2 separate regions of the Homo sapiens genome follow, and region 2 is linked to region 1. A link is an interaction called in ENCODE POLR2A ChIA-PET data of the cell type or tissue named here. Cell type or tissue: GM12878. All regions are shown on one strand. Region 1 holds the start of TRN-GTT2-2 (tRNA-Asn (anticodon GTT) 2-2). Region 2 overlaps ADAMTS4 (ADAM metallopeptidase with thrombospondin type 1 motif 4).

Region 1 (5,000 bases):
AGGTTGATTCGATATTTCTGTCATTGTGAATAGTACGGCATTAAACATGGGGGCGCAGGTATCTGTCTGATATCCGGATTTCCTTTGCGTTGGATAAATACTCAGCTGTGAGTTTCCTGGATTCTACAGAAGTTGTACCTTTGTTTGCTTTTCTTTCTTTCTTTCTTTCTTTCTTTCTTTCTTTCTTTCTTTCTTTCTTTCTTTCTATCTTTCTTTCTTCCTTTCTTTCTTTCTCTTTCTCTTTCTTTCTTTCTTTTTCTTTCTTTCTTTTCTCTCTCTCTTTCTTTCTTTTTTTTGACGGAGTCTTGCTCCAGCCCAGACTGGAGTGCAATGGCATGATCCTGGCTCACTGCAACTTCTGCCTCCCAGGTTCAAGCGATCCTCCTGCCTCAGCCTCCCAAGTAGCTGAGCTTACAGGCATGCACCACCACACCTGGCTAATTTTTTTGTCTTTCTAGTAGAGACGCAGTTTCACCATGTTGGCCAGGCTGGTCTCAAATTCCTGACCTCAGGTGATCCACCTATCTTGGCCTCCCAAAGTGTTGGGATTACAGGGGTGAGCCACCATGCCCAGCCTGCTTTTCTTGAGAAATTTCTATGCTGTTTTTTTTATGGTGAGTGTACTTATTTACTTTTCTGCCAACGGTGTCTAAGACCCACCTTTTTTCTGCCTCATCATCTGGATTTGTTAGGTTTTGGGGTGTTTTCTTTTGTCTGTTAAATAATGTCTCTTCTAACTGGGGTAAGATGATATCTCATTGTGGTTTTGATTTGTATTTTTCTGACCACTTGTGATGTTGAGCATTTTCTTCATACAACTGTTGGTTGACCATTCCCATGTCTTTTTTTTGGGAAATGTCCTTTGCCTACTTTCTAATGGGATTATATTGGGGGCATGTGTGTGTGTGTGTGTGTGTGTGTGTGTGTGTGTGTGTGTTTGCTTACTGCCAACATGTTCGAGTTGCTTGCCTATTCTGGATGTATAAAATGAATCTTTAGAGATCCAGCTAGTTAGAACACTCTGGCAGCAAGGGTGGAAATGTGGAGTTAAAGGAATCAGTGGGTGAAACACAGCAGCTAAGCTGACTAAAGAGCTTTTGGTGGTTGGGTGTCAGGATAGAGTTCTAGCTGATGGTCTCAATCTCATCTCAAAATAACAAGAAACACACTGAGAATGCCCCTATATTCTGTGCCCAGATTTGATCTCTAAATTTTCCCATTTTCTCTTTCCCACAGATCAGCTCTGCTCTTCATCCGTTTGTTCATTTCTGTATAGATCTTATTGTGAGTCTTATGGCTTCCCCCAAAGGAAACTGCAGAGCTCTGTCTACTTCACCCTACAGCTTCTGTGCATATCAGGAAAGATATTTTCATATATGTTCTCTACACTGACATTTGGCTGTACATTTGTTCTTATACCACTGCAATCGTGCCTCTCTAATTTTGATTTCACAGAGTATGCACCATTCCCATTCTTTTCTTGCCAGCCTATGCCTCTTCCTGGCATGATCCTTCTGTTTATAAACAGTGTTCATCGCTAGTCTGATCTGCATTCTCAGCCCTTTTGAGCTCTACTTAAAGTGGTAGTAGGCAATTACTTTGCCATTCAAGTAGCTGAGCCAGTGTTCATGGATTACTGCAGTTACACCCCTTTTAGGTCATGCAACTACCATGTCTCACTTTTTTTTTCAAATAATTATTTATGAGGACCTCTTAAGAAAGGTTAAGGGGAAAAAAAAAGTCTTCCAACTCTGTGGATCCAGAGCCTCTTCGATGTCTCTCAAAGTTTCTAGCAAATCTCGCCACTGGAACTTTTAACAGAAATGTTTCAATCAAACCAATAAGTATACTGGAGACATAGAAGTCTTCCATCTGGGGCTGCTTGACCATCAAGCCAGAGAATAACATCCTATTATTTTCCATTTTATAAAGTTCATTTTGACCTGGTCTTTTACATAGAGTCAACTAAATTGTTGCTATTTGAAAGACTTAACTGTATTGACTTACAATATTGGGTGTGACACTGTTTTCTCAGCCTAAGTGAGATGTATGGGTGGCCTGGGTTTCTGTAATAGAAACCTCTGAACATGTCATGGAAGCTACTGGTAGAAATTATTAGAGGGTTTCATAAAAATTGTCCAGACTGTAGAAAACTTCAAAAAGTTAACAGCTTTGCAAATGCCAAAGATTTGCGGGAATTACATTCATTACTACAATTGATTTTCTTGAGTCAAAATAACTGATAGATCTGGTGCATGTTTCAGTGTAAAACTTAAATATAATCGAACTAATCATAAATTAGTGATTCCCTATGAAAAGCCATGACCCATCAGGGATGCTTTTGATTGTTTGGAGCGGAGGGGTGCTTATTTGTTCAACTTGCTCAATCTCTTGTGTCCCAGATGTCTTTGTACCTTCCCATGGGATATTTAGTACTTTCCCATGGGCTATTTAAGCTTGAGAATCATATTCTGGGAGTGCTTCAGAGCTCACTTCCACACTTAACTTACCTCTTTGAACAAACACTTAGCATGTAGGTTTGAAATTCAGAAAGAAGTGATGTAACTGGGCTTCAAAAAACTACCGATTTAAGGACATCAAGCTGACTTCCTAAGTGTGTATCTCTAGTTCAAATCAGCAATGAGCTATTCTCCCAACACTCACTACACCCTTTCTCCATTCCCCATTTCCTCAAGCCAATAGTTAATTTGATTTTACTCGTGTCTGGGTCTCGACTTTGGGAGCCAATTGCTTTCTGCTGCTGCTAAGAAACTGGGGAGGAAGCAAGCAAGTATCTGAATGTCACATAGCAGGAATGGTTTCATGTTGTAGGTTTTAGAATTACCCAACTCAGACCTAGACTTGCAGTCACGTAGTAGTGAACCAGAACTCTAGGTAGCGAAATCGTCATGTGTTTACCTAAATATCTATAAATATGATCTACAAGAACAGGCCATTCGTGTCAGTCTCTGTGGCGCAATCGGTTAGCGCGTTCGGCTGTTAACCGAAAGGTTGGTGGTTCGAGCCCACCCAGGGACGGCTGAAATTTTAGATTCCAATTCCTTTGTTACTATTTTTCTCCATTCTTCTTTTCAGATCCAGAAGTTCTACTTCTAACCTAAAATCCTACACAATGGTTGCTTTGTAAAACACGTTTCATAACATCCTCCACCCTACACGTTTAGAGGTCCTCTAGTACTGAACTAGAGGCTCCTGTACTTTTCCCTCCAGAAACAAATCCTTTGAGAGCTGCTTTCCTGCAGAACCTCGCAGCCAGCAAGACTTTGCAGGTGAGTGCTAGTACTAAGGAAAACAAGTATGGCTCTCTCGCTCAATTAATTCCCACAGCAGATGCTAAAGAGCTGGAGAAACCCAATGACCTCTCTGAAATTTTAAAGGGTGCAGGGCAGCAAAACTCCACCTCCATTCTCTTAGGGTCCCGACTGCACCTGAGAATTACGTTAATAGACTATAGATCGAATTTCTTTAATACAAGTTTTACGTGGCACGGGAACACTTATGAGGAAATGGAGATGAGAAGAAGCAGTTAGAGTTAGTAATTTATATACTAAATTGGATGAAGAGCAGTAAGTTGTGAAGAAGCAACTAAACTATGTGGAAAGGCTTAAAAAATAAGAGTTGTTTTTACAAGATCTCTGTAGAAAAGTGCCTTTAAAAATTTAAATATTTTAAGTTAAAAACTTAAATAGTTTCTGGCCGGACGCGGTAGCTCACGCCTGTAATCCCAGCACTTTGGGAGGCAGAGGCGGGTGGATCACGAGGTCAGGAGATCGAGACCATCCTGGCTAACACAGTGAAACCCCGTCTCTACTAAAAATAGAAAAAATTAGCCGGGCATGGTGGGGGGCGCCTGTTGTCCCAGCTACTCAGGAGGCTGAGGTAGGAGAATCGTTTGAACCTGGGAGGCGGAGGTTGCAGTGAGCTGAGATCATGCCACTGCACTCCAGCGTGGGCGACAGAGCAAGACTCCGTCTCAAAAAAAAAAAAAAAAAAAAAAAACTTAGTTTCTGATGGTATCTGATTCAAATTATGGGCCTGGAGGACATAATAGGTGATAGAGGTGGGTCTTGAAATAAGTTGGCATTTCCTTGCCATGTAACTGTCTCAGATGTTATCATAAAGAATCCTCAAACAAGAGAATTTCAACTTGTTCATATAGGAAGAAAGGGGGCTCTTTTGCTAGTAAGGGAGGCTCAGGGAGATTTGTAGGTTCAAAGCACTCAGATTCATAATAATCTGCTCAACTGTCTCATTTCCATTCCCACTGTTGATGAATACACCAAATGTCACAGAAGAGGCATGCTCAGACTATGAATTTAACTTGGGTTTTAGTTTTTTAACCTGCAGGATCCAATTTTAGGTTCATATCTTGGCTATTCAAGATATACACACACATATCCTATTTTTTCTGTTTTGTCTGTAACTATGGAACTCTTACTGGATAGAAAGTGGTATACAGATCATGGGAATGTGAATAGTTACAACCACTTTGGAAAGCTATTTGGACATACCTGCCACAGCTGAACATATGTATGCATGTTTCAGTAATTTTTTCTGAGGTATATACCTAAGAGAAAACAGTATAACTATATAGATATAGAGGTAAAGATAGATAAATGGGCAGATAGTCTCCAAAATATATGTACAAAATTTTTCAAGAAACCATTATTTAAAATGTTATTTAGTATAACATAAACTGTACATATTTAAAGTATACAAAATGATGTTTTGACGTATGTATACACCAGTGAATCCAACACTATCATTAAGATAGTGAGCATATAGGCCGGGTGTGGTGGCCTATGCCTGTAATCCCAACACTTTGGGAGGCCAAGGTGGGTGGATCACCTGAGGTCAGGAGTTTGAGACCAGCCTGACCAACATGGTGAAACCCCATATCTACTAAAAATACGAACATCAGCCGGGCATGGTGGCACGTGCTTGTAATCCCAGCTACTTGGGAGGCTGAGACAGGAGAA
Region 2 (5,000 bases), 240 kb after region 1:
AAAGGGCCCGGGGGTGTGGGGACTGGCCTTAAGCCCAGGAGAGAGTTCACTTATGCCCCACTTCCGTTCTGTGCCTTTGCAGATTCCACAGGCTGGTGGCTGGGGTCCTTGGGGACCATGGGGTGACTGCTCTCGGACCTGTGGGGGTGGTGTCCAGTTCTCCTCCCGAGACTGCACGAGGCCTGTCCCCCGGAATGGTGGCAAGTACTGTGAGGGCCGCCGTACCCGCTTCCGCTCCTGCAACACTGAGGACTGCCCAACTGGCTCAGGTGAGGAGTAGGGGGGATGGGAGCCCTTGGGAGGGGACAGTAGAGCAGGAAGGACTGTCCCTTGAGTGCAAGACCAAGGGGGTGTTGATTCCCCTGCTGCTGTGGGGAGTGCCTTTAACCTCTGGGAATTGTCCTTGGCCGTCTGCAGGGAAGAGCAGAGCTGTGCTGTCTAGAGTTCTCAGGGGTTGGGTGGAGGGATGTGGGGTGATGTGAGGAAGGAAGGAGGGGCTCTGACTGTTTTACCCCTCCAGCCCTGACCTTCCGCGAGGAGCAGTGTGCTGCCTACAACCACCGCACCGACCTCTTCAAGAGCTTCCCAGGGCCCATGGACTGGGTTCCTCGCTACACAGGCGTGGCCCCCCAGGACCAGTGCAAACTCACCTGCCAGGCCCAGGCACTGGGCTACTACTATGTGCTGGAGCCACGGGTGAGGGTCAGGACACCCCCAGGCCCTGTCTATGGTCACACACACCCGCAGTGCTCCCTCTGCTTTCTGATAACAAAGATCACCCAAAGTAACCCTGTTCCTACAGCCACGCCAGCCCAGTCCAGGATTCCACTCAGACTTATCTGTACATGGGTATCAGGAAAACGAGCCCCAGACTCCAGATATGTGGCCAATAGGTCCCTCTAGCCTATCCTATTTCCCGTGGTTTCTTTTCCTCTGACTCCCCATCTTCTAATGCTGCATTTGGTGAGAATCGAATGTGTGGCCTTTGGGACAAGTCCTTCACCCCTCTTCCATGGGCTCCTCTGTCAAATTATAGTGGTGGTTTCATTCAGCTCCTGGACAGCCAGTCCCTCAATGGACAGGCCTCCTGGAGATGACTGAAGTCCCTACACTCCCTCTCTGTGATAGGGTGGTGGGTTGAAGGCTGCACAAAGAAAAACAAGCCCCAGCAGCATTTTGCTCCCTTCGCCCCAACCTGAGAATTTCTACAGGCTGGCTGCCCTCTAGCGTCCATTTAGGGACAGTGCCATCAAGGTTTAGGGCTTGGTGCTGGGACCAGACAGACTGCACTTCCCATCTTGGCTCCTCTGCTTGCCATTTGTGTGGCTTTTGGACAGGTTCTTTAGCTTTTCTAAACCTCAACGTTCCATCCCTAAAAACCTCAAATAGTGGTGGTGAGATTTACATTTGTGTTTATAAAACACTTAGCATGCTGCCTGATTCATACTCAGTGCTCTGAAAATGCTGGCTAGATGTTATATGTGATAATAATTATTATTGTTATGATTATCACCCACATGGTGGCCGGCACTCACCCATCTACATCCCCTACTTCATCCAACTTTTCCGACAACATTGCTTCCCTGATGGGACATGGGTCTCGTTTGATTTACCAACCCCTTTTGACTTAGGAGGAACCTTCAGCATTGTTCTTTCTCTTTTCCTCAGGTGGTAGATGGGACCCCCTGTTCCCCGGACAGCTCCTCGGTCTGTGTCCAGGGCCGATGCATCCATGCTGGCTGTGATCGCATCATTGGCTCCAAGAAGAAGTTTGACAAGTGCATGGTGTGCGGAGGGGACGGTTCTGGTTGCAGCAAGCAGTCAGGCTCCTTCAGGAAATTCAGGTTCTTTCACCATCATTCCTCCCTCTACCTTCCTGGACATTCTGGGTCCTAGTGATGCAGAGGGGAACTCAGCACTGTTTCCACTCTCAAAGAGCTCACAGTCTAGCGGGAGATAGACGAGTAGGCAGCTACAGTGCGGTTTCCCATGTATTCATCCGAAGTTGGAACAGGGTGTTGTGAGTGCCCTTGTGGGCATCAGGGAAGGCTTCCTTGGAGGTGACCTCTGAGCTGAGTCTCAGAAGGAGGGTAGGAATTAGACAGGTACCAAGGAAGTGGGGCTTGGAAGGGCAACTCAATAAGGGGGCAGTGGGTGTAAAGGTCCAGAGATAAGAGGCAGTAGGGCACATGTGCATGTAGCTCTGATCCAGACCGAACAGCTCACATAGGATTGGGTGACAGCCATCTACACACATGTACACACATACAGTCACATAAGCACAGCTCAGAAGGCTGAGGGGATTCAGGTGATCCTGAGCTCCCCATCTACTCCTTCCACACAGGTACGGATACAACAATGTGGTCACTATCCCCGCGGGGGCCACCCACATTCTTGTCCGGCAGCAGGGAAACCCTGGCCACCGGAGCATCTACTTGGCCCTGAAGCTGCCAGATGGCTCCTATGCCCTCAATGGTGAATACACGCTGATGCCCTCCCCCACAGATGTGGTACTGCCTGGGGCAGTCAGCTTGCGCTACAGCGGGGCCACTGCAGCCTCAGAGACACTGTCAGGCCATGGGCCACTGGCCCAGCCTTTGACACTGCAAGTCCTAGTGGCTGGCAACCCCCAGGACACACGCCTCCGATACAGCTTCTTCGTGCCCCGGCCGACCCCTTCAACGCCACGCCCCACTCCCCAGGACTGGCTGCACCGAAGAGCACAGATTCTGGAGATCCTTCGGCGGCGCCCCTGGGCGGGCAGGAAATAACCTCACTATCCCGGCTGCCCTTTCTGGGCACCGGGGCCTCGGACTTAGCTGGGAGAAAGAGAGAGCTTCTGTTGCTGCCTCATGCTAAGACTCAGTGGGGAGGGGCTGTGGGCGTGAGACCTGCCCCTCCTCTCTGCCCTAATGCGCAGGCTGGCCCTGCCCTGGTTTCCTGCCCTGGGAGGCAGTGATGGGTTAGTGGATGGAAGGGGCTGACAGACAGCCCTCCATCTAAACTGCCCCCTCTGCCCTGCGGGTCACAGGAGGGAGGGGGAAGGCAGGGAGGGCCTGGGCCCCAGTTGTATTTATTTAGTATTTATTCACTTTTATTTAGCACCAGGGAAGGGGACAAGGACTAGGGTCCTGGGGAACCTGACCCCTGACCCCTCATAGCCCTCACCCTGGGGCTAGGAAATCCAGGGTGGTGGTGATAGGTATAAGTGGTGTGTGTATGCGTGTGTGTGTGTGTGAAAATGTGTGTGTGCTTATGTATGAGGTACAACCTGTTCTGCTTTCCTCTTCCTGAATTTTATTTTTTGGGAAAAGAAAAGTCAAGGGTAGGGTGGGCCTTCAGGGAGTGAGGGATTATCTTTTTTTTTTTTTCTTTCTTTCTTTCTTTTTTTTTTTTGAGACAGAATCTCGCTCTGTCGCCCAGGCTGGAGTGCAATGGCACAATCTCGGCTCACTGCATCCTCCGCCTCCCGGGTTCAAGTGATTCTCATGCCTCAGCCTCCTGAGTAGCTGGGATTACAGGCTCCTGCCACCACGCCCGGCTAATTTTTGTTTTGTTTTGTTTGGAGACAGAGTCTCGCTATTGTCACCAGGGCTGGAATGATTTCAGCTCACTGCAACCTTCGCCACCTGGGTTCCAGCAATTCTCCTGCCTCAGCCTCCCGAGTAGCTGAGATTATAGGCACCTACCACCACGCCCGGCTAATTTTTGTATTTTTAGTAGAGACGGGGTTTCACCATGTTGGCCAGGCTGGTCTCGAACTCCTGACCTTAGGTGATCCACTCGCCTTCATCTCCCAAAGTGCTGGGATTACAGGCGTGAGCCACCGTGCCTGGCCACGCCCAACTAATTTTTGTATTTTTAGTAGAGACAGGGTTTCACCATGTTGGCCAGGCTGCTCTTGAACTCCTGACCTCAGGTAATCGACCTGCCTCGGCCTCCCAAAGTGCTGGGATTACAGGTGTGAGCCACCACGCCCGGTACATATTTTTTAAATTGAATTCTACTATTTATGTGATCCTTTTGGAGTCAGACAGATGTGGTTGCATCCTAACTCCATGTCTCTGAGCATTAGATTTCTCATTTGCCAATAATAATACCTCCCTTAGAAGTTTGTTGTGAGGATTAAATAATGTAAATAAAGAACTAGCATAACACTCAGCATCTAGTAAGTGCTCAACAAATAGCAGCTGCTGTTACTTACTGTTATCAAATTTCTGTCCACATCCACTCTCCATATGCACTTGAAGGTGGCAAAGATCCACAACCATGGTGCCTGCCTTTATCCTCAGGGTCCGTTCCTTTGGTTGGCAGACCCCTATCCTGGGTTCTGAGGGACCAACAGAGAAAGGAAAATTCCATCCCTCACCTCTGGAAGTTCCCAATCACAGGAAGGAAACATAGTAAGCACGTGGCTACAAATACAATTGACAAGAACATGAAGGTGCAGGATAACAAGAACAAATAACAAGAACAACTGCATCAACACAAATGAGTGCTTAGTAATAAGGGTGATAGTTGAGGGGTCTGGGTTTCACAACAGTAGAAAGAGCACTGGAGTGGGAGCCAGCGGGTCTGGATTCAATTTGGGGCTCGGCGTCTTATTAGCTGGGTGGTGTTGGGTAAGTCACTGATGCTGAGCCTTAGATTGCTCATATGGGACTAACAGTATCTACTCCCACAGAGTTGTTCTGGGAACAAATGCTAGAATATTTTCAAAATAGTAAAGGTTATAGTCATGGCCATGTGAGAGGTTACCCCTATGACTACCTGAAGATGGAACGGAGTCTCCAGAATCTGCCAGTGTAAACCCAGCAGAATGCCTAGAAGATGTGAGATTAGAATAAAATTTCATAAAACAAAAACAATCGGGCACGGTGGCTCATGCCTGTAATCCCAGCACTTTGGGAGGCCGAAATGGGCGGATCACGAGGTCAGGAGATTGAGACCGACCATCCTGGCTACCACAGTGAAACCCCGTGTCTACTAAAAATACAAAA

The links. ChIA-PET counts read pairs that join two places held together with the same protein. Peaks named below come from ENCODE experiments on the same cell type or tissue, not always from the same donor. Only the 100,000 strongest peaks of a DNase experiment are listed, where the experiment ranks them.
Region 2: POLR2A ChIA-PET joins it to region 1 with 6 read pairs; 2 of 35 experiments call an interaction of 5 or more read pairs at or near these places.

The regions. Positions count from the first base shown.
Region 1 is chr1:161,426,116-161,431,115 of GRCh38, reverse strand. It overlaps TRN-GTT2-2 (tRNA-Asn (anticodon GTT) 2-2), which reads left to right and starts at 2,966; the gene lies at 2,966-3,039. RefSeq lists an enhancer at 2,610-2,659. In GM12878, no CTCF peak of the experiment used is centred here; a DNase peak (open chromatin) is centred at 2,895; H3K4me3 peaks cover 888 bases.
Region 2 is chr1:161,188,909-161,193,908 of GRCh38, reverse strand. It overlaps ADAMTS4 (ADAM metallopeptidase with thrombospondin type 1 motif 4), which reads left to right. Exons shown (of 9, transcript NM_005099.6): 6 at 83-269; 7 at 521-696; 8 at 1,669-1,844; 9 at 2,345-5,000. The coding sequence ends at 2,771. Among named protein-coding and RNA genes, the nearest start is that of ADAMTS4, 7.6 kb to the left of the region's middle. RefSeq lists an enhancer at 158-971. In GM12878, a CTCF peak has its summit at 1,221 (motif pointing left); no DNase peak of the experiment used is centred here.